2 separate regions of the Homo sapiens genome follow, and region 1 is linked to region 2. The links are chromatin loops, found by intact Hi-C in ENCODE. Cell type or tissue: ovary. All regions are shown on one strand. Links, peaks and the distances in the headings refer to the core of each region. The heading gives the core; the rest is flanking DNA.

Region 1 (14,389 bases), core at 1-8,000, 310 kb after region 2:
TCCCAGCACTTTGGGAGGCCGAGGCAGGTGGATCACGAGGTCAGGAGATCGAGACCATCCTGGCCAACACGGCGAAACCCTGTCTCTACTAAAAATACAAAAAATTAGCCGGATGTGGTGATGGGCGCCTGTAGTCTCAGCTACTCAGGAGGCTGAGGCAGGAGAATGGTGTGAACCTGGGAGATGGAGCTTGCAGTGAGCCAAGATCGCACCACTGCACTCTAGCCTGGGCAACAGAGTGAGACTGCATCTCAAAAAAAAAAAAAAAAAAAAAAAAAAAAAAATAATAATAATAATAATAATAATAATAATAATACACAAAGGGGCCGGGCGCAGTGGCTCACACCTGTAATTCCAGCACTTTGGGAGGCCAAGGCGGGTGTATCACCTTAGGTCAAGAGTTCGAGACCAGCTTGGCCAACATGGTGAAACCCCACCTCTACCAAAAATACAAGTATTAGGCCAGGCACAGTGGCTCATGCCTGTAATCCCAGCACTTTGGGAGGCTGAGGTGAGTGGATCACCTGAGGTCAGGAGTTCGAGACCAGCTGACCAACATAGTGAAACTCCCATCTCTACTAAAAATACAAAATTAGCCGGGCATGGTTGCGCATGCCTGTAATCCCAGCTACTTGGGAGGCTGAGGCAGGAGAATTGCTTGAACCTGGGAGGCGGAGGTTGCACTGAGCCAAGATCACACCATTGCACTCCAGCCTGGGCAACAAGAGTGAAACTCTGTCTCAAAAAATAAATAAATACATACATAAAGGCTGGCTGCAGTGGCTCACACCTGTAACCCCAGCACTTTGGGAGACTGAGGTGGGCAGTCTCGAACTCAGTCTGACAGTGATTGACTGGACTCAAGTCACTTGAGCCCAGGAGTTCGAGACCAGCCTGGACAACACGGAAAAACCCCCATCTCTACAAAAAATAGAAAAATTAGCCAGGTGTGGTGGCACATGCCTGTGGTCCTAGGTACTTGGGAGGCTGAGATGGGAGGATCACCTGAGTCTGGGAGTTCGAGGCTGCAGTGAGCCATGATGGCACCACTGCACTCCAGCCTGGGCAACACAGTGTGACCTTGACTAGAAAAATAAAAAATCTGTTCAGGTGCGATGACTTAGGCCTGTAATCCCAGCACTTTGGGAAGCCGAGGAGGGCAGATCACCTGAGGTCAGGAGTTCAGGACCAGCCTGACCAACATGGAGAAACCCTGTCTCTACTAAAAATACAAAAATTAGCCAGGTGTGGTGGCACATGGCTGTAATCCCAGCTACTTGGGAGGCTGAGGCAGGAGAATCGTTTGAACCTGGGAGGCGGAGGTTGCAGTGAGCTGAGATCACGCCACTGCACTCCAGCCTGGGCAACAGAGTGTGACTCCATCTCAAAAAAAAAACAACAAAAAAAAACAAAACACAAGGCCAGGCGTGGTGGCTCACGCCTATAATCCAAGCACTTTGGGAGGCTGAGGTGGGCAGATCACCTGAGGTCAGGAGTTCAAGACCAGCCTGACCAACATGGAGAAAACCTGTCTCTACTAAAAATACAAAATTAGCTGGGTGTGGTGGCGCACGCCTGTAATCCCAGCTACCTGGGAGGCTGAGGCAGGAGAATCACTTGAACCCAGGAGGCAGAGGTTGCGGTGAGCCGAGATTGCGCCATTGCACTCCAGCCTAGGCAACAAGAGTGAGACTCCGTCTCAAAACACACACACACAACAAACAAACAAATAATAAAAAATTAAATAATAATATTACACAAATATAATTTAACTGTAAATATGCAGCTTTCATCTAGGACCTTTAACAACACAGTCAAATTTCCTAGTAACACATGGTAACAAGAGCAAAGGCCAATTTATTCACGGAAAAACCAATGCTCAGTGGTGGGATTAGTCAACAATAGCATTTGTGAAGAATGTTGAACAGTTTGTGTTCTGTTGAAGCAATTACCAACTCAGGAAACATTTTACCTTATACACAACTATAAGGAGAGGATACTGCGGGGGGGGTCTCTGAGGTTCATTCTTTTCCAGCAGCTGTCTGATAAATTTTTCAATTGCCTTCTCTGACATGCCACACTGATGGCCGGTCTGTCTCACCAAATCAACAGTCTCTGAAAGTTTGTCATAAATGCTGATCTCGTTGGCAGCAAGATCCATGTCTTCCAATATAAAATCCCTGAGAGAGACGGAGAGAAAATAAATGTAAAAAGAAAGGTGGTTTCTTTAGGTACTTCCTCTTCAAAGCTACTTGACCATCTGTAGAGAAGGACCAGTTTTGTGCTTTCCTCAATCCTCTACAGACCAATACTTTCATGAAACACAATGAATACACAGAGACAATGTCAAATTGCCATACAAGTTTTAAAATATTCGTTAACTGTGGGCCAGGAACAGTTTACAGACCTGCACTAGTTCCCAAACTAGTGCAAACTGAGGAGCACTGGTCTAGAGCACAATATATCCTAATGGGACTCTGAAGCACTAATGACATCCAAAAAAGATTTCTGACACCAATGATGGGAGATCTGCTACTGGAGATTCCTTAAAATAAAAAAAAAATGGATTATGCACAGTGTTGTTTAACGCTGTTGTTGAACATTTGTGTTCAACACAAGAGGAAGAACTGATCACTGAAGATTACTGAAGGTGATTTACTGAGAGCAACAGGCTGATAAGCTTTGTTCTTGGCAGAGCAAAGATTTCAGACAACACAAAAACCATGGCATGTGGCTTGCAGTCCTCACACTTTTCTTTCTTCTTCTTTTTTTTAATTTCTTCTGGAGCAACCAGAGTCCTCATGCTTTTCTACAAATACAATTTTAGAAAATAAAGGGCATTTTATTTGTATTTTATATACTTAAAATACCTAAGATTTTTAACTAATTTAAAAATTCAATTTGTGTTCCTATAGTTATTTTAAAGACAGATTGTTTCATCATGCCCAGAGAACAAAAGGTAAAAACTAATGGGGCAAAGTAGAGTTCTCTCTGTATCATTTGTAAAATGAAATTAAATAGTTCCAAGGCTGGACGCAATAGCTCGTGCCTGTAATCCCAGCACTTCGGGAGGCTGAGGCAGGCGGATCACCTGAGGTCCGGCGTTTAAGACCAGCCTGACCAACACGGAGAAACCCCGCCTCTACTAAAAATACTAAATTAGCCTGGCATGGTGGCGGGTGCCTGTAATCCCAGCTACTCGGGCGGCTGAGGCAGGAGAATCTCTTGAACTCGGGAGGCAGAGGTTGTGGTGAGCCGAGATCACGCCATTGCACTCCAGCCTGGGCAACAAGAGCGAAACTCCATCTCAAAAAAAAAAAAAGAAAAGAAAAGAAAAGAAAAACAAATTTTAAAAATCAGCTTGGCCTGGTGGCACACACCTGTAGTCCCAGCTACCTGGGAAGCTGAGGTGGGAGGACTGCTTGAGCCCAGGAGTTTGAGGCTGCAGTGAGCTATGATCATACCACTGCACTCCAGCCTGGGAGACAGAACGAGATCCCATCTCTAGAGAAATAAAATAAGATAAAATAATTAAATGGCTATTTAAAAAGGTGTTTAAGTTACAGAACAATAATATTTTTCTTCATTTACAGGAGGAAGAAGAGTGCTTCTTCGGGTTTGTGCTCTCTTCTACTGGGCTTTATTTATTTATATATTTATTTTCAATACAGAGGGTCCTTTTATTTTGCATACTTCATTCCTACAGTACTTCTAGCCCCAAAAAGTACTGACATAGTACGTGTATTCTCTCAGTAAGGAGATGCTGCCACCTGTAGGGTGGAGGACATAGTCATGTTGTTACAACACAACCCAGCGCACGCCAGCACACCTCCTCTTCCAGCAGTGTGCCTCCCAATCACTCCTGTTTGGTCCTCTTTACGACTATTAAGTGTTTAGTTCATTAGGTCTTAACCTGGCTTGCACATTAGAATCACCTAGAGAGCGTTTCATAAATGCTCATACCTGGGCATCAACTCAGAGCAATTAAATCAGAATCAGAAGACTTCTAATGGTGGATTAAAAGGCATGCAATCTAGACTTCCAGGAACTGGGGGAATGAGAGAAGAGCCCACCACACTATACCCCCCACATTCAGATAAAAAGACAGTACAAACTACAGTTGAGACTTGAACAACATGGGTTTGAACTATGTGGATACACTTAAAAGCTGATTTTTTTCTACCAACCCAGGATTGAAAATACAGTATTTTCAGGGTGCAAAAACTGCATATACATATACAGAGGGATGATTTTTTGTATAAACAGGTTCTGAAGAATCAACTGTGAAACTTGAATATGCAAGGATTTGGGTGTATATGGAGATTCTGGAACGAATACCCTACATATACCAAGGGACAGCTATATAATTTTTAATGTATTATTTTCAATACATGATGCTAGGACCACTGGATATCCACAAATGAGAAAATGAAGTTGGACCTTTCTTTCTTTTCTTTTTTTTTTTTTTTTTTTTTTGAGACAGAGTCTTGCTCTGGTTGCCCAGGCTGGAGTGCAGTGGCGCGATCTTGGCTCACTGCCACTTCCGCCTCCCGAGTTCAAGCGATTCTCCTGCCTCAGCCTCCCAAGTAGCGGGATTACAGGTACCCACCACCACGCCCAGCAAATTTTTTTGGATTTTTAGTAGAGACGGGGTTTCACCATGTTGGCCAGGCTGGTCTCGAACTCCTGACCTCAGGCAATTCGCCTGCCTCAGCCTCCCAAAGTGCTGGGATTACAGGTGTGAGCCACCATGCCTGTCCCTTTCTTTATACTATACACAAAAATTAACTCAAAATGGATCAAATACCTAAATTTATAAGCTAAAATGATAAAACTTCGAAGAAAACACAGAGAGGGAGGCTTCATGATTCTGGGATTCGGCAATGGTTTCTTAGATATGATACCAAAAGAACAAGTAGCAAAAGAAAAAATAAATTGGACTTCATCAAAATTAAAAACTTTTTGTAGAAGACAAGAGGAGGGGAAAAACCTCAAAAATTCTGTGTCTCAATACCATCAAGAAAGTAAAATGACAAGCCACAGAATGGGAGAAAATTTTTGCAAATTATATATCTGATAAGGGGGTGGTCTATATAGAATACATCAAGAATTATTACAAATCAGTAATAAAAAGACAACCAAATAAAAAAATAGACAAAGGATTTGAATAGCCATTTCTCCAGAAAAGATATACAAATGGACTGGGTGCAGTGGCTCACGTCTGTAATCCCAGCGCTTTGGAAGGCCAAGGTGGCAGATCACTTGAGGTCAGGAGTTCGAGATCAGCCTGGTCAACATGGTGAAACCCTGTCTCTACTAAAAATACAAAAATTAGCCGGGTGTGGTGGCAGGCACCTGTAATCCCAGCTATCTGGGAGGCTGAGGCAGAAGAATCACTTGAATCTGGGAGGCAGAGGTTGCAATGAGCCAAGATTACACCACTGCACTCCAGCCTGGGTGACAGAGTGAGACTCCATCTCAAAAAAAGATATACAAAGGACCAATAAACACACAAAAAGATACTCAACATTATTAACCATCAGAGAAATGCAGATCAAAATCACAGTGAGATATCATTTCACATCCACTGGGATAGCTACAATCAAGAAGTCAGACAAAAAGTGTTGGTAAGGACATGGAGGAATTGAAACATAAAATGGTACAGCCACTATGGAAAACAGCCTGGCAGTTCCGCAAAGAGTTAAACACAGTTACCATATGACCCAGCAATTCTACTTCTAGGTATGTGCCTAAGACAAATGAAAACATATGTCCACACAAAAACTTGTGCACAAATGTGAACAGCAACATTATTCATAACAGCCCCCAAATGGAAGTAATCCAAATGTCCATGAACTGATGAAAGGATAATCACAATGTGGTAGAGCCATATAATGCAAAATCACTGGACGATAAAAAGGAATGCAGTACTGATACATGATACAATATGGATGAACCTTGAAAACATTATGCTAGGTGAAAGAAGACAGTCACGAAAAACTACAGATTATATAGCTGCATTTAGATGAGAAGTCAGGAATAGACACATCTTTTTTTTCTTAATACCTTTTTAACAAACCTGCAAGGAATAGGCAAATCTATAGAGATATAAAGTAGATTTCCAGATGGGAAGTGACTTATCTGAGACCACCCAGTCGGTTGTCACCTGAGCCTCATTTCGACCCCACATTCTTTTCACTAAGCCATTTTTGATTAGCAGCCAGGAGGATGGATTACAAAGCATTAAGAGCCATACTAACAATAACACCAAAAAAACCCCCAGAAATTAAGATGTAGCATTTCCAATTAAAAATAATTCAGGAGTAGATGATCTCTGGAAAATGAGATCACAGCTGGTTTTTATTTTCTTTGTGACTTTCATATTTCCCAAACTTTTCCTGTATCAATTTTGTAATCACAAAATTCTCACAGTCACTTCTAAGGAACATCACTGGGCACAAAATGAGTCAGAGATGTACAGCAATGCATGACCATGGCACCATAGGGAAGAAGCAAGGCATGATTTGCCATGCCAATGACTTTTTGGTTCTCTATAGAGTTGTATTCAAATATTACAGCTGGAAAAATGAAACAGCATTGAACCTGGAGACAAGCTTTGCCAATTGCTAGTGAGATGATTTCGGTTAAATTACTTGGTCTACTTCTGCATCCAAAAAATAAGAGGATTGGACTACAAATTTTAGAGTCTCGCTCTAAAATTCTAAGAATCTATGAACACTTCAGGAAGGAGAAAAATTCAATTCATTAGAAACTGAAGACTCATGTTCAATTGCACTCCTATTCCTGTTCCCACCCTATATGCCAGGTGCCTTGCTAAACACTCTGGAAATATTATCTCAGTGAATCACCACTGTGATCCCATAAGGTAGCTGTGATCGATCCCATTTCATACATGTTCAAGGCTCAGAAAGGTTTCATAACTTGCCAGGATGTGAACCCAAGTGTCCTGACTTCAGGGTTGTTGCATGCTGCCTCCCTTACCAAGTTATTTTCCTATTCTGAGCTGGCAGTTCGGAAACCACGTGTCCCTTGATCACAACTGAGCGGCTGAGAACTGGAAAATGATTGACTACAATGATTCCTGCAAATAGAGTAAAGGGATAACTTATTACAACATTTTTCACATCTTGGTTTTGTGATCAGTGATTCTGAGATGCCATTTTCCTGTTTAAACTAACAAAGACATTCTATGAAAGCAAGTAGGAATAATATTCATTTAAATATGTTACAATTCATTATCTAACAATACCCAGTCAAAACCCATTAAAACTCAGTAGAGGACCAGAATGGAAAGGATCCAGAAAGGACTGCTAGAAACAAATTCCAGTGAAAAACTAGTGTGGATGCTGGGAGGTGGGGTCACAAGCAAGTATCCCTGAGGCAGAAGAGAACATCACACACAGAAGAGAACACGGTGTGCCGGTAGGAGAATCCTGAAGGGGACAAAAGTACAGGTGAGGAAAACAGGATTAATCATCATTATTTTTGATGGCTGTTTTGCAACCTTTGTAAGCCTCCTCAAGTCTTTTTTTTTTCCTTTTTTTCCTTTTTTTTTTTTTTTGAGACAGAGTCTCGCTGTGTTGCCCAGGCTGGAGCACAGTGGTGCAATCTTGGCTCACTGAAAGCTCCGCCTCCCGGGTTCAAGCGATTCTCATGCCTCAGCCTCCTGAGCAGCTGGAATTACAGGCTGGGATTAAAGGATGATATTTTTTGTTGTTTAATTACTATCATATCCAACCAAATGCCAACAGTGTCCCTCTAGCAAGACAATAAAAAATGGCACATGCCACCATACCCAGCTAATTTTTGTATTTTTAGTAGAGACAGGGTTTCACCATATTGGCTAGGCTGGTCTCAAACTCCTGGCCTAAAGTGATCCACTCACCTTGGACTCCCAAGTGCTGGGATTACAGGCATGAACCACCGCGCCTGGCCTGTAAGCCTTTTTGATACACATAAAAATCTTATTAAACTCCCAGTTTGTATCACACACAAAAAAATACGTTTCTTTTCTTGTTGGGTAATTCAAGTTAAAATGATATTAAAACACTGAATATATTTTTGCAAGCCATGCATCCTTCTTCCGAGAGATTATGACACATTTCTCAAGTTATCAGAAAGGTAGTTAATAGCAACTTAGTGACGTTTCTAAGAATACCTGTGGATTGTGATAAGCCCTCTTTTTGGCTTTGGTTATATCAGTCGTCCTAAACTGGAAAAGATTCTGCCCCCAGGGATGCCTGGAGACATTTTTTATTGTCTTGCTAGAGGGACACTATTGGGATTTGGTTGGATACGATGGTAATTAAACAAGAACAAAAAAACTCATCCCTTAAAAAAAAAAAAATCAAGGCCGGGCGCGGTGGCTCACGCCTGTAATCCCAGCACTTTGGGAGGCCGAGGCGGGCAGATCACGAGGTCAGGAGATCAAGACCATCCTGGCTAACACAGTGAAACCCCGTCTCTACTAAAAATACAAAAAATTAGCCGGGCGCGGTGGCGGAGGCCTGTAATCCCAGCTACTTGGGAGGCTGAGGCAGGAGAATGGCGTGACCCCAGGAGACAGAGCTTGCAGTGAGCAGAGATTGCCCCACTGCACTCCAGACTGGGCGACAGAGCGAGACTCCGTCTCAAAAAAAAAAAAAAATTCAAACATAAGGTCATTACTATGCATCAAGCATGAGAGGATTGAGTGAAATCGGCTGAGGCTTGATGGCAATCCACTTACCTGCAGAAAGTAGTTCCAACTCTGGCCAAAGTGAGCTTTGCTACAGGGGGAAGTTCTGAAGAGTTAGCCTGATTCTAACAGTGGCATAGACCTGCAAGGGCACAGGCAGGATCACTAGTGGAGTTATTAGGATCAAAGTATCATGCACCACCTCGGATATGCTAAGTTGCCAGAACTGTTAGGAGTGGAGCTCAGGTGTGTACGCTTTCAAGCCTCTTCTCTGCTGATTAAAGGCACACACCCCCAATTAAGAGACACTACTTTACAACAATAGTTCTCAGGGTAATTCTGCTCCAAAGGGGACATTTGGCAATGTCTGAAGACATTTTTGATTATCAAAACTGGACAGGAGTTGGGCACAGCAGCACATGCCTATAGTTCCAGCTACTCGGGAGGCTGAGGCAGGAGGATCACTTGAGGCCAGAAGTTAGAGGCTCAGTGAGTTACGATCACGCCTGTGAACAGCAACTGCACTCCCGGCTGGGCAACACAGGGAGGCTCCAGCTCTTTTAAAAAAATTAAAAATCAACAAACTGGAGGGGTACTATTAGCATCTGGTGGGTAAAGACTAAACATCCTGCAATGCACAGGAGAACCTCCTCCTACCCCTCCTCAAAACGAGGTCAAGAAACCTTGCTTTCAAGAGAGGCCTGTCGGAGGTAAGCCAGGGAGTTGTTTCACTTCTGGAGTACTTCAGAAATAGGAGGAGACAACTGAGAGCTCTGATGAGATGTTCTCCACAATTCCTTCTGGGTCTCTGCCTATGAAGAAACAGGGTAGAGGCATATCTGACAGAAAAACTCTGATAGAACTTACCAATACAAATGTTTCTTTAAAGCAGAAAAGAAGTTAAGAGAAATGTAAACTTCTCTTTTGCCCTGTTTAACAGAGAACTAATTCCTCTATAGAGATAAGTAAGTCCTGAACACTGATATGCCATTACCCTGGACGTTCTGTTTTCTGAAGAGCTATGCCAGCGAGGTAACTCTAGGATAGAAAACTGATTCATCTAGTTAAAGCACAAAAGGGGAAACAGTACAGTTCAAAAGAAAGTTTCAAAAGTCCATCAAGATACATCCCAATCTTCAACACTAGGAGCTATATCCAGAGTAAATTAAATTTTCTTTTTTCTCTACTTGGCTCTTTAATATTACACTACCCATGAAGTATGGTATCCATTCTTTAGTGTTATGAATATATTCCATTCTATTTTATCCAGTGATCCCATTAATTAAATATATGTTCTAGTAAAGAAAAAGTGCTCCTTCAACCATTGTGGAAGACAGTGTGGTGATTCCTCAAGGATCTAGAACTAGAAATACCATTTGACCCAGCCATCCCATTACTGGGTATATACCCAAAGGATTATAAATCATGCTGCTATAAAGACACATGCACACATATGTTTATTGTGGCACTATTCACAAATAGCAAAGACTTGGAACCAACCCAAATGTCCATCAATGATAGACTGGATTAAGAAAATGTGGCACATATACACCATGGAATACTATGCAGCCACAAAAAAGGATGAGTTCATGTCCTTTATAGGGACATGGATGAAGCTGGAAACCATCATTTTGAGCAAACTATCGCAAGGACAGAAAACCAAACACCGTATGTTCTCACTCATAGGTGGGAATTGAATAATGAGAACACTTGGACACAGGAAGGGCAACATCACACACTGGGGCCTGTAGTGGGGTAGGGGAGTGGGGAGGGATAGCATTAGGAGATATACCTAATGTAAATGACGAGTTAATAGGTGCAGCACACCAACATGGCACACATATACATATGTAACAAACCTACACGTTGTGCACATGTACCCTAAAACTTAAAGTATAATAATAATAAAAAGAAAAAGTGCTTCTTAGATTATAATAAGAACCACTACAAAGAAACAAACATCAATTAAAAGGAAAAATAACTGATAAAACATTGAAATGATTAATACGATTTAAAAGAGTAATAACTTAAAACTACAATAAATGCTTAAAATTTACAATCAAGGTACAGGCAGGGCACAGTGGCTCACACTTGTAATCCCAAAACTTTGGGAGGTTGAGGCGGGTGGATCACTTGGGGCCAGGAGCTGGAGATCAGCCTGGCCAACATAACATAGCAAAACCCTGTCTCTACTAAAAATACAAAAATTAGCCAGGCATGGTGACGCATGCCTATAATCCCAGCTACTCGGGAGGCTGAGGCATGAGAATCACTTGAACCTGGGAGGTGGAGGTTGCAGTGAGCAGAGATCACATCATGGCACCCCAGCCTGAGCAACAGACTGAGACTCTGTGTCAAAAGAATAAAATTTTTTTTTTAAATGTAGTATATACATACAATGGAATATTATTCAGCCTTAAAAAAGAAAGAAATCCTGCTATTTGTAACAATACGGATGGACCTGGAGGACATTATGCTAAGTGAAATAAGCCAGACACAGAAAGATAAATACTACATGATACCACTTGTGCGATTAATCTAAAATAGCTAAACTCATAGAAGCAAAGAACAGAATGGTGGTTGCAGGAGGCTGCAGGCAGGGGGAAACAGGGAGGTACTGGGCAAAGAATACAAAGTTTCAGTTATACAAGATGAATAACTCCTAGAGACCTACTATACAGCACAGTGCCCAGAGTTAACAATACTGTATTGTATATTTAAAAATATGCTAAGAAGGTAGGTCTTATGTTAAGTGTTCTTATTGCTAATAGTAATAATAAGTAAGAAGGCAGGAGGAAACTTGAAGGTGATGGATAGGTTGATGGCATGGATCATGGTGATGGTTTCACAAGGGCATACTTATGTCCAAATTCATCAAGCTGTACACATTAAATGTGTAAAGCTTTTTGTACAAAAATAGTACAATGAACACCTGGATATCCTTCATTTAGATTTACCAGTTGTTTACATTTGGCTATATTTTCTTTCTGTTTTTACCAGAACTACTTGAAAGTTATTTGCAACACATTATAAAATCATTTCTAAATATTTCAACATGCATCTCCTAAGAATAACGACGTTATTCTACACACAACCATTGGCATTATTGCCATACCCATTAAAATGAGTAATCTCTTAATATTACCTAATATTCAGTCTATAGTCAAGTTTCCTTAACTATCAAATTTTTTTAAAAAGATCATATAGCTATTTAAAAATCCAGGATCCAACCAATGACCACACATTGAATTTGGCTGCCATGCCTCTCTTTAATCTACTTAACTTCAGAACAAGTCCCCAGTGTGTGGTTTTTCTTTTTTTTTTTGTTTTTGTTTTTTGGTCTTTTAGGACATTGACATACTTGAAGAAGTCTTCACATTTTTAAGCTTACCTCTACTTGCTTCCATCCTCACCCTTTCCAGTTTCTACTATCAGAAAAATGCCATAATAGTTCCTTTCTAAGTTTCTGGTACTCTCTCCCTCCCTCCCTTCAGAGGAAAGCTCCTTTGGGGGTTGGGGGGAGAAAGTAACACACTTTCTTGTTTCTCAGGTTTCCATTCATTTATTAACCTGTTGAAATCATATTTCTGCCTCCTCACTCCACCGACATTGCTTTCACTGAGGCCACAAATGGCTTTCTAAACGCCAAGTTCGAAGGACGTTTTTTTCAGTTATTACCTTATCTGACCTCTCTGCAGCAGCTGCTGTTGCTACCCCATTATCTATCTCCCTCAAGTGTACTCAAACCTTAACATAATTCTCTCGTTCTCTGCTGGTATCCACCAGTTATCCTTGACCTTCTTATTCCCTCCAACACTTTGACCACCAGCTATTGGTGATTCCCAAATCTCTTCTCCAGTCTACAACTCTCTCTAGGGTTCAAGACCCATTTATCTACCTGCCTACCAGACACGGTGATCCAAGTTTCCCATAGCTCCCTGTATGTAATGTGTCTATAACCCAACTTACTGTTTTCCCCTTCAACTCATTCCTCCCACTGCACCTCTTTTCTTAATGGAAACACTAATCCTCCAAATTTAAAAACTATTCTCCTCCTACCTCACTCCCACCAATGAAACTATCACTAAGTCCTCTTGATTCAGCCTCCTATATAATTCTCACATTCATCCCTTCCTCTCTACATTAACAGCACAGTTAAGGTCTTCAACATCTCTCCTATGGACCATCACAAAGATGTAGTTAATCTCTATACTTCCAGTTCTCCTCTTCCCCAATCCATTCTCTACCTTGTCCAGTTTTTTATTTTTATTTTCTGAGACAGGGTCTCACTCTTCGCTCAGGCTGGAGTGCAGTGACATGATCTCAGCTCACTGCAACCTCTGTCTCCTGGCTTCAAGAGATTCTCGTGCCTCAGCCTCTGGAGTAGCTGGGAGTACAGGCACGCGCCACCACACTCAGCTAATTTTTGTATTTTTCTGGTAAAAAATGGGTTTCACCATGTTGGCCAGGCTGGTCTTGAACTCCTGACCTCAAGTGATCCACCCACCTTAGCCTCCCAAAGTGCTAGGATTACAAGCGTGAGCCGCTGCACTCGGCCACTTATTTTTTTGAAACACAAATTGGCTCATGCTAAGCACCTTCCAAGACTCCCCATCCTCTGCAGGAGCAGTTTAGCATGGTGACTAAGAACACAGATACTGGAGTTGGAAAAAGCTGGATGCAAATTCTAGATTTTACCACTTACTGTGTGGCCATGAGACACTACTCATCCTCTCTAAGCCTCAGTTTTCATGTATAAAATGGGGATAATTATTTCTACCCCACAATGTTTTATTTCAGAGAATTATAAAATGATGTAACACATTTGTTCCAATAGCCAGACAAATTAAATACCTAATAACAATCATTTTAAGATAAAGTCCTAAGTCAAGCATGGTGGTTCATGCCTGTAATCCCAACACTGGGAGGCTGAGGTGGGAGGACTGCTTGAGCCCAGGACTTCCAAGACCAGCCTGGGTAACATAGCAAGACCCTGTATCTACAAAAAAAATAAAAATAAAAATTGGCCGAGTGTGGTGGTGCCTGCCTGTAGTCCCAGCTACTTGGGAAGCAGAGGTGAGGGGTAGCTTGAGCCCAGGAGTTCGAGGCTGCAGTGAACCGTAATAGCACCACTGTACTCCAACCTGGGTGATGGAATGAGATTCCTGTCTTTTTTAAAAGATAAAGTCCAAATTACTTACCATGGCCCTTTATGATCTGGTCACTGCCTACCTGTTCAGTTTCATTTCCCATCAATCCTTCTTCACATTCTACACTGTCATACTATTTCACATCTTTTTGCTTTTGCATACACAATTTCCTCTGCCTAAAAAGCCTAGTCTCCAGTGCTTTGTCCAATAAGTGAACTCTTTAAGACTCTGACCTCAGTTTTTGTCCTATGCACCTCTAGGGCTTGGCATTACATCTATTTTCCTGTCTACCTCCCACCCTAAATAGTGTTTCTTGAAAGCAGAGATAAATGGAGAAAACACAAAAAACTAAGAACAGACGTGGGAATTCACCTCAGATGTGGAATCAGATCAATGTTGAACAAATTTATAGAAAGGACCTAAAATTATCATTCCGAACTAATTGAATGTAACTCGTGGCTCATGGTTTATTCATTTTATGTTTTATTATTTTATTCATTTTTAAAAATGCAGAGGTCGGGAGCCTGAGGCAGGAGAATGG
Region 2 (15,475 bases), core at 3,242-11,241:
TGGTCAAAATGAATGGAATAAGATGAAGCTGAATTGCAGTAGGGCAATCCTTTTTTCTTGGCATCTTCATTAGCCTTCAACCCACAACTCTTTAATTTAACCCTGGGATAAGCAAATCTGTATTTATACCAGATTTTTGCAGCACAAAGGATACTGTTGGCCCTGGGGTGGGTTTGTGCTATGATTTCCCCACTGTGTCTTCTGTTTTATTCCAGATAAGAAAAAGAATAAAAATAGAGAAAATTCATCCTTCAATTTATGTCTCGAATTTCCCCACCCTTTCCAAATTTGTCAAGGAGTGTGAAAGGCACTTCCTTAATCAAAGATATATGTTAAACATACTTCTGTATCTGTTGCTGTGCTGTACTCTGTAGTGTGAACACTGTACTGAACATTGTGTATATACTGTATACAAAAATGTGTAAGATATGAATGACTATGAGAATTTTGTAGTTTAGTGGAAGAAAGTAAATTATTGTTTATGAATCAATTAGCCAATCATATAAGACAGTATATGATTACATACTATCACAAATAAACAGACATCACTTTGCATTCAGGTCCAGAGACTGTATGAAGCACATTTTTTATTTTTGAGACCGAGTCTGGCTCTGTCGCCCAGGCCAGAGTGCAATGGTGCGACCTCGGCTCACTGCAACCCCCGCCTCCCGGGTTTAAGCGATTCTCCAGCTTCAGCCTCCTGAATAGCTGGGATTACAGGCACAGGCCACCATGCCTGGCTAATTTTTGTATTTTTAGTAGAGACGGGGTTTCCCCATGTTGGTCAGGCTGGTATTGAATTCCTGACCTTAGGTGATCCACTTGCCTCAGCCTCCCAAAGTGCTGGGAGTACAGGTGTGAGTCACCCACTGCTGCTATAATAACTGAGTAATTTATAAAGAGCTGAGATTTATTTTCTCACACTTTTGGAGGCTAGAAGTTCAATATCAAGGTGCCAGTAGGTTTGGTGTCTGGTAAGGGCCTGCTCTCTTTGCTTCTAAGATGGTGCAAACACTGTCCTTACATGGCAGAAGGGATGGAGAGGCAAAAGAAACTAGCTAGTTCCCTCCTGTCCCTTTATAAGGTCACTTATTCCATTCATGAGGGCTCTGCCCCTATGATTCAATCACCTCCTAAAGGCCCCATCTTTTAATGCTGTTGCATTAGGGATTAAGTTTCAACATGAATTTTGAAGGGGACAGTCAAACCACAGCACTCACCATTTGGCAAGCTGTCCTTGTCATTGTCTTCCCCGCTCCCATCCTCAGGGCTCTCCTGCCTCTGTGCTCCTCGCCTCAGAGGATGGGCTGTCCTCCATCCAGGTGCTCATCCCAGACTCCTTCTTCCACAGCCCCAGGCCCCAAATCTGTCCCCCAACATCCCTCTGCTGCCTTACTTCACCTTATTTCCTTCCATAGCCTCTCAACTGCTCTGCCTACCTCCACCTTTGCTCCCTTTCTGACCCATGGCCCTCACAGCAGCAAGAAAGATTTTTCTAAAATGCAAATCGGGCCAGGCGCAGGGGCTCACGTCTGTAATCCCAATACTTTTGGAGGCCAAAGCGGGCGGATCACTTGAGGTCAGGAGTTCAAGACCAGCCTGGCCAACATGGTGAGACCCCTTCTCTACTAAAACTACCAAAATTAGGCGGGTATAGTGGCAGGCACCTGTAATCCCAGCTACTCGGGAGGCTGAGGCAGGAGAATTGCTTGAACTTGGGAGATGGAGGTTGCAGTGAGCCATAATTGCACCACTGCACTGCAGCCTGGGCAACAGAGTGAGACTTTGTCTCAAAAATAAATAAATAAATAAATAAAATTCAAATCTGATTATGTCTGTCTGTCTATCTGTTTCTCACACACACACACACACACACACACACACACACACACACCCTGAAGAACCTCTCCTTTGCCTTTCAGAGAAACATCCACATGGCTGGTAGCAGGTAAGGATCCTTCCTGATCTGGCCCCTGCCAACATATACAGCCTTCCCCTCTGCTCAAGCCAAGGCAAACTTGCTGTTTCCAAAATGGCTTTTGCCTATCCCTGTGCCTACCCCTTTGTGTTGTCTCCTTTGCTGGGGGTGAAGTCCCTCCTTTTTCTGCCTAGTTAATGCCCATGTCTCTGAAGACCCAAGCTCAGCTATTGCCTACTCCAGAAAGCCTCCCCTGATTCTCATCCAATGATTTTTCATCTCTCTCACTGTTACATCTTGACAACACTGAGCCATCTCTTCCTCTATCACATTTATCACGTTGCATTGTAAGTTTTCTTTTTTCTTTTCTTTTTTTTTTTTTTTTTTTTTTTTTTTTTTTGAGACAGAGTCTCGCTCTGCAGCCCAGGCTGGAGTACAGTGGTGTGATATCAGCTCACTGCAACCTCTACCTCCCGGGTCCTGATTAAGCAATTCTGCTGCCTCAGCCTCCCAGGTAGTTGGCGCGTGCCACCATGCCCAGCTAATTTTTGTATCTTTAGTAGAGATGGGGTTTCACCATGTTGGCTAGACTGGTCTTGAACTCCTGACCTCGTGATCCGCCTGCCTCAAGTTTTCTTTTCTCTTAATTAAAAACAATTTTTATTCATTTGTTTTTTTATTTGTCTAGCTTCCACACTAGCATATTTACCTGTCTGTCTCCAGTGCCAAGCTCAGCCCCCAGCACCTGTAGATACACAATAGATGTCTGCTGAGTGAGTATTGAATGAATAGAATGTACCAGAGGACCTTGGCTAGCGGCAGAAAGGGAAGTTAGGCCATTATTATAGTGACCCAAGAGAGAGGTGCCGAGGGTGGAGACCAAGGCTGGGGCAGCAGAGCTGTGGAACCAGTGGGCTTTATACAGACATTTCCTTGAAACTCACAACATAGATATAAAGCAAAGGAAGAAAACTGTGTGGTTCAGGGCCTTATTTTTAGACAATTCAGGTGAGTACCCCATGGGTAGTGGCTGCTCTGGAAGCTGCGCTGTGAACCGAGCAGAGGTGAGGTTTCGTTGGTGCAGACGGGGAAGCATCAGTGCAGCTACCCACTAGACAACACACTGCCTCCCTCCTGGGCCCTCCAGGTTCTAGGGTGCACTGAGAGTTTTGTGTATCTGGAGTCACACAGGGTTGGGAGGATGGTGGAGAATAAAGTATAAGAATATTTGGGATGAATCTGGAAAACATTATGCTAAGTGAAGTAAGCCAGATACCGAAGGACAAATGTATGATTCCACTTATGTGAGACACCTAGAGCAGGCAAATTCATAGAGACAGCAAGAAAAATGGTTAGTAGGGAGCGGGGGAAGAGGAGAATGGGGAGTTGATGTTTATAATGGGTACAGAGATTTTGGTGGGGATGATGAAAAAGTTCTGAAGATGGCCAGGCATGGTGGCTCATGCCTGTAATCCCAGCACTTTGGGAGGCCGAGGCGGGCAGATCACTTGTGGTCAGGGGTTCAAGACCAGCCTGGCCAACATGGTGAAACCTGTCTCTACTAAAAATACAAAAATTAGCTGGGCATGCTGGCGCACGCTTGTAATCCCAGCTACTTGGGAGGCTGAGGCATGAGAATCGCTTCATCCTGGGAGGCAGAGATTGCAGTGATCCAAGATCGTACCACTGCACTCCAGCCTGGGTGACAGAGCAAGACTCTGTCGAAAGAGAGAGAGAGAGAGAGAAAGGAAGTTCTGGAGATGGATAGCGATATGCTTGCACGACAACGTGAATGTACTTAATGTCACTGAATTGCACATTCAAAAAGGGCTAAAGTGGTGAATTTTACATTCTGTATATTTTACTGTATTTGGAGTTGATCCAGTGAGTGAAGAGGAGAGGGCTGGAGGGAGGCTAGTGGCAGCCTGTCTGTGCTCTGCCTGGCTGGACAGGACCCATTCTGGTCATCTCAGAGAGAGGCCAGGTCAGGCTTCCAACAAGTTGTCCCCCATTGGACATTCGTCAGCCTGAGGACAGCCCTGTGTTCTCCTAATGTGTGACTGTGCCCCTTCCTTTGCCCCACAACAGAGGTAGCTCGCCAGTGTAGTGAATGATGAGGAGAGAGGTTTGCTCAGGAGTCCTCTGAATTGGGAGCCAGTAAGAAGAAGATTCAGGTTGTGGAGGAACGTTTGCGCTGTAGGCCCAGCCTACTCCAGCCTTAGGTCCCCCATTATCAACATGCCCTCAGCAGGGTCGGCTCGGGCACCAGGTTCCTGCTCCCTGCCATGAGTTGACCTCTAGAGCTCAGGTGTAACCTAGGTTGCAGCTGGAGGTCTGCCTGCTGGGCCTTCACCTGCACAATGGTGGCTTATTGTTAAGGCATCTTGGCCCTGGGCAGAGTCTTGCCTGGATCCATAAACCTTTACCCATTCCATTCCTGCTGGCCAAACCCTGTGACTTGGGACAAGGCTGGGCCATGCCCAGGGAGCAAATCAGGGAAATTTCTAAGGACTTGGAAGGAAAGAGTAGTGGGGGCAGAGGATGTCAGGGATGATTCCAAGCCCTTGAGGAGCCATGAGAGTTTTCTGACTTCAGAGAAGCAAACTCCCCAGATGGGAGCTTCGTTCATACCATCGTTATCCTCAATACAGGAACCTCTGAATTCCCACAAACCTACATCAACAGGAGCACTCTTTTTGCCACTTTAAAGCAAAGCTGAAGCTGGAACAGCAGAATTGGAAGCTACTTAGGAAGTCCCAGGCCAGTGATACATTCATTTCTCAATGATGTGGTCACATCTAGCAAGTTAGGCCAGAGCACGGGCCAGACCCCATGTCCCTTAACTTCCAGCCTATTGCCTGTCCACACACCATCATTGCTCTTAGCTCTCTGATTTATATCTAGTGACTTGGGGGATTTGTCTAAGGCTACCTCTGCCATCTTGTCACGTGTCTGTATGATTTTCTTCCTGCAGGAGGTGCTCTGGTAAAACAAGTATAAAATGAATGTCAGGATGTTCTCCCTCATGGTGGGCATCTTCTCTGTCCTTAATACCACCCAGTTCTTCATCTTTGACCTGAACCAGAAGACACACATTTGCTATGAGGCCAAGTTCAGCATCTACGTGGACTCAAAGTCGGAGCTAGTCACTTGGACCCTGTTCCACAGGGCTAATATCAGCACTGGCCTCTCCCTCACCACCATCATCATCGGCTGCTTCCTCTTTTATTGTATCCACAAGAATATCTACATGGGGCTGCTGATCTATGCCATGTGGATCATCACTTACGAGCTCATCAACTTCTCCATAGTCCTGCTCCTCAACGGGATCATCAAAGATCACTTCAAGACGCTGAGTTATTTGCACTGGATCTTCCAAATCTCACACATGCTCCTGCACTTTTTCTGTCTGCCCTTCATCGTCAAGCATGCATACAACCTTTACAAGGAATCCCAGACTGTGGGCAGGAAACGCCGCCACAGGCTCTGCTCCACCATTGCAGTGAACTCATGACTACCTGTCCGTCTGGGAATGTTGTACCGGAAGTTAAACTGAACCATGCCAGATGCCAGGAAAGGTGGGAGGGAATGGTGTTCCTCAACAATGGAACCCTCCCTACCCTGCCTGTCTTCTGTTGATGCTGCTTGGTTTGTCAGGGCTTTTGAGTTTTACGCACTGAGGAATGATTCTCGGGAGAGGGCAGGTTGTGCGGATCAATTATTTTACAGATGTGTTGTGTGACTTGTTTTAGCAGTTAATGATATGTGGCCTTGTGCTTACTTAACCATCTCACTGGTGTCTGTTTTTGCCTCTCACTGTCCCCTCTCCTCTGCACTTCCTTAGTTTCTAGTTCTTCCTTTATGGGTTGGCCCACAGATGCCGGTTCTGCTGAGTCCTTTGGAGGAGTGTTGTCCAGTAGAACTTCCTGTGCTGATGGAAATGTCCTCTATCTGTGCTGGCTACTAGCCATGTGTGGCGACTGAGCACTTGGAAATGTGGCTATTACAACCCAGTAATCAAATTTTAAATTTTATTCTTTTTTAGCTAATTTCCATTTCAATAACTATGTATGGCTGGCTCAAGACTAGCCTATCGGCCCAGCATGGTGGCTTACGCCTGTAATCCCAGCACTTTGGGAGGCCAAGGCAGGTGGATCACTTGAGGTCAGGAGTTCAAGACAAGACTGGCCAGCATGGTGAAACCCGCTCTCTACTAAAAATACAAAAATTAGCCGGGCGTGGTGGTGGGTGCCTGTAATCCCAGCTACTCGGGAGGCTGAGGCAGGAGAATCACTTGAACCCAGGAGGCGGAGGTGGCAGTGAGCTGAGATGGTGCCACTGCACTCCAGCCTGGGGGACAGAGTGAGACTCCATCTCAAAAACACAAACACACACACACACACACACACACACACACACACACAAACAGGGCCGGGTTCGGTGGCTCACGGCTGTAATCCCAGCACTTTGGGAGGCCGAGGCAGGCAGATCAAGAGGTCAGGAGATCGAGACCATCCTGGCTAACACAGTGAAACCCCGTCTCTACTAAAAATACAAAAAAATTGCCAGGCATGGTAGCGGGTGCCTGTGGTCCCAGATACTCAGGAGGCTGAGGCAGGAGAATGGCCTGAACCTGGGAGGTGGAGCTTGCAGTGAGCCGAGATCGCGCCACTGCACTGCAGCCTGGGTGACAGAGCGAGACTCTGTCTCAAACAAACAGACAAAACAAAAACAAGGACCAACCCTTTGAAAAACAAAAAGAACCCCCCAAAATATCTCCAGGCATTGTCAAACATCCCATGGGGTGGGGGTGGTGGGGGGGCAAAGTTGCCCCTAGTTGAGAGACACTATTGTAAAGCAACAAGCTCTGTGTTGAGAGCCAGCAGGCCCCTGCCTTGAACTAGGAGTGCCGCTTTTCCTGAGAACTCTTCACATTCACCAGTTGTGCAGTCTTCATCCTAATGCTCCTGTTTTATGGTTTGACGAAACTGAGACTCACTGGGCTTCAGTGATGAGATCAAGGTCACATGGTAGCAAAAGCAGGACTTGCATCTCATCATCTGACTTCATACACGAAAGTCGGCTCCCTGATTCATTCTTACTTTTACCAAGACAAAAAGGAACACCTCCTTTTAGGGTAGTTCCTTTTCCCTTGAAAAATGTTGGGAGTGAAGTCAAGAGACATGTTTGTTTGTTTGTTTTGGCCATACTCTTCCAAACCATGAGCATAGTAATGACAGTCGCTGGCTTTTACTGAACACTCAGTGCCAGGTACTATCCTACAATTCACTCAACTCTTTCCACCACGGATTTAAACCTAGGCCAGTTCCCCAAATGACCACAAGATGGCAGTCAGTAATAAGCTTTTGCTTAGAGCTGTTGGCCCCTAAACCAGATCCTCCAAGGGTGGCTGTTCAGGATTTATGGAGCTTCCAGCTGATGACTGGGAGCTAATGTGTGTGTCTCTGCCCCAGTCTCACAAGGCATGCCTTGTCTGATTGTGACTTGCTAGTACCAAAACACAAAATATAAAACATGGGCCAACTTCTGGGTTCTGATTCCCCATCCCGGTTGAGGTCGCTACGGTGGGAGGTAGACCTGGGCAACATTGGGGAACTGGAGACCTGTGTGTTGAAGAAGTGTAGGCAGAAGCAGAGTTCCAGGAATCACCTCAGCTGAGAGTTACTTTAGTTGAGAAAGTTTAAGACACTCAAACGCAAGGTTGTGCTATCCTCTATACAAGACTCCTCAAAAGCATGGTTGCTTCTGCCTTTACTTCCTGGTCTCCTGTTCTTTCTAGAACCCATCCAGTTAGGTTTCACCCCCACCGCCCCACTGGGACTGCTCTTGTCAAGGTGATCTCCACACTGCTCAAGCCGGTGGTCAGTTCTCCACCTTTGCTGACCTGTCCTGCAGTGGCTTTTGACTGCTGATCCCTCTCTCCTGCCAACAGGTTTCTCTGGTAGCCCCTCTGCCTCCGTCTCCATCCCTCCCCTGCCGCACTGGCCCCTTCTCCTCAGTCTCCTTTGCTGGCCTCTCCTCATCTTCCTGACCTCCAAACACCGGAGTGCCCTTGGCACAGTCCTTGGTCTTGTTCTCTGTCTCACTCACTCCCAGCTCACCTGGTCCAGACCCATCACTAATAAGCCCCATATACATCTTCAGCCTGGACTTCTCCCCTAAACCCTGGCTTTGTTTATGCAGTTGCTTCCTTGATGTGGTAGCCAGCTCTAACATGGTTCCCAGAGATCTCTGCGAACTGATATTCACATTCATCACCTCTTCTTAGATGTGGGCAGGACCCAGTGATCCTCTTCTAGCAAAGAGAACATAGCAAAAGCGATGGGTTGTCCTTTCTAAGGTTAGGTTACAGAAGACGATGACGTCAGTGCTGCCCGCTCTCTGAGGGAAGCTGGCTATCATGTTGAAAGTATCTTTATGGAAAGGCTCACACTGCCAGGAGCAGAGGTCACTAACCAAGAGCCCGTGAGGAACGGAATCCTACCAACAGCCCCATGAGGGAGCTTGGAAGCAGATCCTCCCCTACACAACTCTTTTTTTTTTTTTTAAATACAATATGGGGTCTCCCTATGTTGCCCAGGCTGGTCTTGAACTCCTGGCCTCAGGCTATCCTCCCACCTTGGCTTCCCAGAGTGCTGAGATTATAGGCATGAGCCACCATACCCAGTCAGGATATGTTTTGGGGTGGTTACTGTTGTAGAGACATTTTTGTAGAGATGTGACATGTACTAGTTATCTATTACTGCATAACAAATTACCCCAAAATTAGCAGCTTAAGACAGTACATTTATTCTGTCTTAGTTTCTGCGGTCAGGAGTCCAGACACAGCTCACCTGGTTCTCTGACTCAGATTCTCTCAGGGTCTCACTCAGGATGTCTCTACTTTTATTTGATTTTTAGAGACAGGGTTGCACTCTGTCACCCAGGCTGGAATGCAGTCGTGCAATCATAGCTCACTGGAGCCTTGAACTTCCAGGCTCAAGCGATCCTCCCACCTCAGCCTCCTGAGTAGCTGGGAATACAGGTGTGCCACCGCATCCAACTGATGTAAAAAAATTTTTTTTTTTAATTTTCTTAAAATGTGGGAATGTAGCCGGGCATGGTAGCTCACGCCTGTAATGACAGCACTTTGGGAGGCTGAGGCGGGTGGATCACCTGAGGTCAGGAGTTCAAGACCAGTCTGGCCAACATGGTGAAACCTCCTCTCTACTAAAAATACAAAAATTAACCGGGCATGGTAGCAGGTGCCTGTAATCCCAGTTACTCAGGAGGCTGAGGCAGGAGAATTGCTTGAACCTGGGAGGTGGAGGTTGCAGTGAGCTGAGATCGCGCCACTATACTGCAGCCTGGGCAACAAGAGCAAAACTCCATCTCAAATAAATAAATAAATAAATAAATAAATAAATAAAAATTGGGGAGTGTATCCCAATCCACACTCCTGATTTTCTCCCGTATACCTTGCCCTAACCCCCAGTCTTTGCCACCTCTACCCTTCCATTGCTCAAGTTAAAGACCCAGCAGGCATCCTTAGGTCCTCTCTTTCTCTCAGCCTGAATCTAACTCCTCACCACTCCCCATCAGCCCACCCTTCAATATAGATCCATATCCAACCACTTCATATAACCTCCCCTGCCACCTCCCTGGCCCAGGCCATCACCATCTCTTGCCCAGGCTATTGCAGTAGCAGTTCCTGACTGGCCTCCCCATGCCACTGTGTTCCCTTTACAGTCAGTTCTCCGCCCAGCCACCAGAGGGCTCCTGTTGAAACCTGAGTCAGATCAAGTCCCTCCTCTACTCCGGTCCTCACCTGCCAGGGCTCCCCACCACACTCAGGGTAGAAATCCCAAGTCTTTACCACGGCATGCCAGCTGCTAAATAACCCAGTCCCTTGTCACCCTCTGATCTGCTTTCTAACCATTTTGTTCTCTCCGCCTCCCTCTGCTGCAGCCATGCTGTCTTCCTTTCGTTCACCCTAACACAGACAGCACACTCCAGCCTCGGGGCCTTTGCACTCACTGTGCCTTCCGCCTAGAATATTCTTACTCCAGCTATTCACCAGCTTCCTTTCTTGCTCAGAAGGCATCAGAGAGGCCTTCCCTACCAATGGGTGTGAAACAGCCCCTCCCTACCATCCCATGTGTCTCTTTCCCACTTACTGTGCTACATTTCTTCATAACATGTACTATCACCTGACTTACTCTATACAGTTGCCTCTCCCACCACCCTCCAAAAATGTGGGCACCATATTTACTTCACTGATGTTTTCCCAGCACCTAGTTCAATGCCCAGCATGTAGCAGGTGCTTGATAAAGATTTGTGGAATGAATGGACATAGACTCTCAGTTTTGTTTTTGTTTTGGAGACAGAGTCTCTGTCGCCCAGGCTGAAGTGCAGTGGCACCATTGTGGCTTAGTGCAACCTCCGCCTCCTGAGTTCAAGCGATTCTCCTACCTCATCCACCTGAGTAGCTGGGACTACAGGTGCCCACCACCACTCTGGGCTAATTTTTGTATTTTTAGTAGAGATGGGGTTTCACCAAGTTGGCCAGGCTGGTCTTGAACTCCTGACCTCAGGTGATCTGCCCAAAGTGTTGAGATTACAGGCATGAGTCGCCACGCCCGGCCTATGAGAGGCAAATTATTACTGTTCTTTCAGCCTCCTGTTCCTACTCCTTTCTTCTCTCATTCAATTCTGCAGTCTCTGGTGAAGAATCTAGACACAGGTAGGAAAATACCGACAAAGGATACGATTTCAGCCCCTTATTCCTTTCCTCCTTTCCCAGTCCTGTTCCCTTACACCAACTGCTGCCACTAGAATCACCACCTCATCTCCCAGCTCCATCTCACCAAGTGGAAAACAAGTCTTTCTAACAGTGCAGGTGTCCCCGGGAAGAGCAACACTCTTAAGGGCTGTCACCCACCCCTGACACTTTCAGTCCGTGAAGATCCCCCAGCCTTCCGTCCTACTTTTCTTCATACAGTTTATTACTGTGTTGCAGACCGTGAATTAGGAATTGAGGAATACCTGGGGAAGCAAGACACAGCCCACATTCCAAGGGGCTCCCAGCCTAGCGAGGGGCCAAGCCACTTAGGCTATCTGGACCCAGGACGATAGGTGCTAGAGGAAGCACTGGGGGCCGCAGGAGGGGGCCTTGGAGGTGGAGAGTCAGGGAAGTCTTCCTGGAGGAGAAAACCTTTAAGCCGAGTCCTGGAAGATAGCATGATTTAGCCCTTAGAAAGGAGGGGAAGAAGGCTGGGTGCAGTGGCTCACGCCTGTAATCCTAGCACTTTGGGAAGCTGAGGCGGGAGGATGGCTTGAGCCCAGGTGTTCAAGACCAGCCTGGGCAATACAGTAAGACTTCATCTCTACAAAAAATTTAAAAATTAGGCCGGGCGCGGTGGCTCATGCCAAGCCTGTAATCCCAGCACTTTGAGTTCGGGCAGATCATTTGAGTTCAGGAGTTCGAGACCAACATGGCCAACATGGCAAAACCCCGTCTCTACCAAAAAATACAAAAATTAGCTGGGCGTGGTGCTGGGCGCCTGTAGCCCAGCTACTCGGGAGCCTGAGGCAGGAAAATCGTTGGAACCCGGGAGGGTGCAGTGAGCTGAGATCACTCCACTGCACTCCAGTGTGGGTGACAGGGCAAGACTTTGTCTCAAAAAAATAAAAATAAAAATTAAAATTAGCCAAACATAGTTTGGCTGGTGGTGCGCACCTGTATCCCCACTACTTGGAAGTCTGAAGTGGGCGGATCACTTGAGCCTAGGAGGCAGAGGTTGCATTGAGCCAAGATTGCGCCACTGCACTCCGCCTGGGTGACAGTGAGACCCTGTGTCAAAAAAAAAAAAGAAAAGAAAGAAAAGAAAAAGAAAAAAGAAAGGAGGGAGGAAAAGGAAAGTTGGGAGCCTGAGAAGGTGCAGGTACCCCTGGGATAGCAGATCTGTAAGCTTTTTTCAGTCATTTCCACCTAGGGTGACAGGAGGGGCTGTGTGCAGGGGACGATAGTGTCAAGAGGAAGCAAGCAGGCATGGAACTTCCCCAGATCGAAGAGGGTCTCCGCTTTCCCACGGCCTCGGCTCTTAGGTGTCTAACCACCAAATATTTCTTCAGCAACTTTCCCACCTGGCTGTGGCTGCCTTTAACTCCAAGTCATTTCTAGCAATAGTGTCCCATGGAGAATAAACTTCATTCTCTGTCAGTTTCCCCCCATTGGTTCAGGATGTATCAATGTTTCCATGAGGTTTACTTCTTTTCACCTCACAGCTTTCACTCTCCATTTCCCTGGCCTCCTTTCCCCTAGTCCTCCCCACATGGATTGCTACCTTTCTTCAGTCTTTTTTTTTTTTTTAATTTTTAAAATGTTTTTGCTGTGTCACCCAGGCTGGAGTGCAGTGGCACCAGACTCAAGTGATCCCGCTTCAGCCACCTGATTAGCTGGGACTACAGGCGCATGCCACCACGCCTGGCTAATTTTTGTATTTTTTTGTAGAGACGGGGTTTCGCTATGTTGCCTGGGCTTGTCTTGAACTTCTGGGCTCATGTGATCCTCCGGGCTCTGCCTTCCAAAGTGTTGGGATTACAGGCGTGAACCACTGTGCCTGGCCTCCTCAGTGTCTTCTGACTGTTGGTCTGTACACGTGGACTAAAGCTTTGCTTCCCCCCAGCCCCCACTGCATCCCTCTCTCCACCCACCAAGTGTTTTATGAAGGGCCCTGGGAGCCAGCCCTGGAGGAGGCTGCCTGGAGACAAGGACTGAGCCCCTGACTCCCAGACACACAGGGAAGATGCACAGGGAAGCGCTCCCAGCCTCCCTCCCATGTTGTCCTCTCACCAGCTATTAGTAAAAGAGGGACTCATTTAAATGCTTACTTTTTTCCCCTGAATAAATGATGATTTTATTCCCTAGGAAATAGTTTTTACAAATGCCTCTGATCATATTTTGCTTCATTAACAAGGGATTTTTTGTTTTGTTTTACACCTCTTTTATTATTATTTTTTTAAATTTTATTTTAGGTTCAAGGGCACGTGTGCAGATTTCTTTTCTTTTTCTTTCCATTTTTTTTGAGATGGAGTCTCACTCTGTAGCCCAGGCTGGAGTCCAGGGGTGCGATCTCAGCTCACTGCAACCTCCACCTCCCGGGTTCAAGCGATTCTCCTGCCTCAGCCTCCTGAGTAGCTGGGATTACAGGCACTCACCACCATGCCCGGCTAATTTTTTTATTTTTAGTAGAGAAAGGGTTTCACCATGTTGGCTAGGATGGTCTTGGACTCCTGACCTCAAGTGATCTGCTGGCCTCGGCCTCTCAAAGTGCTGGGATTACAGGTATGAGTCACTGCACCTGGCTGGATTCCACAGTTTTGTGAGCCTCACACTTCTCCAACCTTCCACCCTCTAGTAGGCCCCAATGTCTGCTGTTTCCTTCTTCGTGTCCATATGTACTCAGTGTTCAGCTCCCACTCATAAGGGAGAACATGCAGTATTTCTTTTTTCTGTTCCTGTGTTAGTTCGCTTAGGAAACAAGGGTTTTATGCATGTGTGTTTGGTGTATGATTGTGTGTGTCTGTGCATCTGTGTTGTGCGTGTGAATGTATGCATTTGGGTCTGTGTGTATGTTTGTAATCTGGGTTTGTGCATGTGCGTGTTTGTATTTGTGTCTGTTGTGTCTATGTGTGTATGTTTGGGTATCTGTGTTTGTGTATGTGTATGTGAATATGTGTGTGTATTTGTGTATGTTTGTATGTCTGTGTTTGTGTATGTGAGTATGTGCGTGTATTTGTATATGTTGTGTCTGTGTGTATGTTTGGGTATCTGTGTTTGTGTATGTGAATATGAGTGTGTATTTGTGTATGTTGTGTCTGTGTGTATGTTTGTATGTGTGTGCTTGTGTATGTGTGTATGTGTGTGCTTGTGTATATGTAAAAGACTGAGTTAAATAATTACTAGGTAGCTTCTGTACTGGAAGGGCTTAAAAAGAAATAATTACTTGGTGATTATCAGAAATAACTTTCATATTAAAGATACACAAAACTCAAAATTTTTTTCAGACTTTACATGTTTTTAAAATCTCCTTCTGCCTCTTACCAAGGATACAGAAATGTATCCCGTGAGGGGCATCTTATTTAAAGTGTATGTTTGGTTTCTCCTCCTGACAGCGTGGCACTGACAAGATGTCTTTTATGAATGATGTGATGGAGAATGGATTTGAAGTCAGCCTGCTTCTCAAACAGAGTTTTGGGGGAAATAAAGGATTCTTTTCAGAGGCTTTGGGAGAAAGTACTTGTAAAAGTGTCCCAGTGGCTGGGCACAGTGGCTCATGCCTGTAATTCCAACATTTTGGGGGGCCGAGGCAGGAGGATCACTTGAGCCCAGGAGCTCAAGACCAGCCTGAGCTGGTCACTACAGGGCAACGTGGTGAGACCCTGTCTCTAAAAAAAAAAAAAAGAAACAAGAAAAGAAAAATAAAATTTGCCCAAGCAATTAAGAGTCCTGTTAATTCAGCAAATAAACATTTTACAGCTCCTTTTCAAGGATTTCCCAGCTCCCGGCATCTTCCTCTCCAGCCTCCTCCCTGCTACCCGGACCTCAGCCTGGCCCCACCTGCCCCACCCTTTGATCTGAGGAGCTCTTGCATTTTTTGGCCTGATTGGGATTATTTTATTAAGCATTTGATCACCTGTGTACAATAACCATCCACCTTCTCCAACTTCTGATATCCTGGAGCACACCTATGTTTCCCAAACATATGCGTTCACACCTTCTTTCATTCATCAAAATTTATTCATTCATCAAAACATATGGCTTGTCAAATATATGCCAGGCATTGTGCTAAGTGAGGCAAAAATAAAAAGCAAAATGCAGTCTTGGCCCTGAATCAAGAAGGGAGCGTGTCAGGAAGTCATTACAGTACTATGTGATAAATCAGGTAAGAGAGGAAGTCCAAAGTGCTATGTTATCTCTATTTGTCAGTGATTCATTCAACGAATCTTTATTGAGTTTATACTAAATATATCAGACCCTGTTCTAGATATTGGAGTGACAAAGGTGAAAAAAACAGATAAATTCCTGCTCTCACGAAACTTACATTCTGAGGAGGGAAGACAGATGATAAGCAACGAAACTTGCACATCTGTATAATCATTTCAGCTATGATAGGTGCTGGGAAGAGAATAAGACAAGGTAGTATAATAGAGAGTTTGGTCCCAAATAACAAGACTTTGCCAGTCCTAGTAATTCTGTCCTCTCGTGATTAACTGGCTCAGGAATAGGCTCATGACTCAATGGAGATGGGCAGCCAGGAGGCCTTTGGACAAAGGATGTCTCTCTGGGGAGGTGATGCTTAACATGACTGAGAAGATCTGTGGGACATTTGAAACGAAGAGCAAGTGCAAAGTTCCAAGCAGGGGGAGCAAGTCTGGGGTGTTCAAAGAACAGTCAGGAAGCCAGTGACTGGGCTGGGGTGCGGTGGTTCACACCTCTAATCCCAGCCCTCTGGGAGGCCGAGGCGGGCAGATCATCTGAGGTCAGGAGTTCAA

Evidence for each region. A loop is a pair of places that touch in the nucleus more often than their neighbours do. Peaks named below come from ENCODE experiments on the same cell type or tissue, not always from the same donor. Only the 100,000 strongest peaks of a DNase experiment are listed, where the experiment ranks them.
Region 1: a loop joins it to region 2, with 3.0 times the contacts of the local background. A loop is called at or near these places in 58 of 110 quality-filtered maps.

What each region holds. Positions count from the first base shown.
Region 1 is chr6:36,887,217-36,901,605 of GRCh38, reverse strand. C6orf89 (chromosome 6 open reading frame 89) reads right to left here. Exons shown (of 9, transcript NM_001286635.2): 2 at 7,003-7,102; 3 at 1,973-2,180. The coding sequence starts at 2,161. Among named protein-coding and RNA genes, the nearest start is that of C6orf89, 8.5 kb to the right of the region's middle. In ovary, for the core only: a CTCF peak has its summit at 3,764 (motif pointing left); no DNase peak of the experiment used is centred there.
Region 2 is chr6:37,202,414-37,217,888 of GRCh38, reverse strand. TMEM217B (transmembrane protein 217B) reads left to right here. Exons shown (of 2, transcript NM_001395378.1): 2 at 4,893-5,708. The coding sequence starts at 4,920. The coding sequence ends at 5,432. TMEM217 (transmembrane protein 217) reads left to right here. Exons shown (of 3, transcript NM_001286401.2): 3 at 4,893-5,708. The coding sequence ends at 4,923. Among named protein-coding and RNA genes, the nearest start is that of PIM1, 40 kb to the right of the region's middle. RefSeq lists a silencer at 7,122-7,416. In ovary, for the core only: CTCF peaks have their summits at 7,264 (motif pointing right) and 9,657 (motif pointing right); DNase peaks (open chromatin) are centred at 7,278 and 9,668.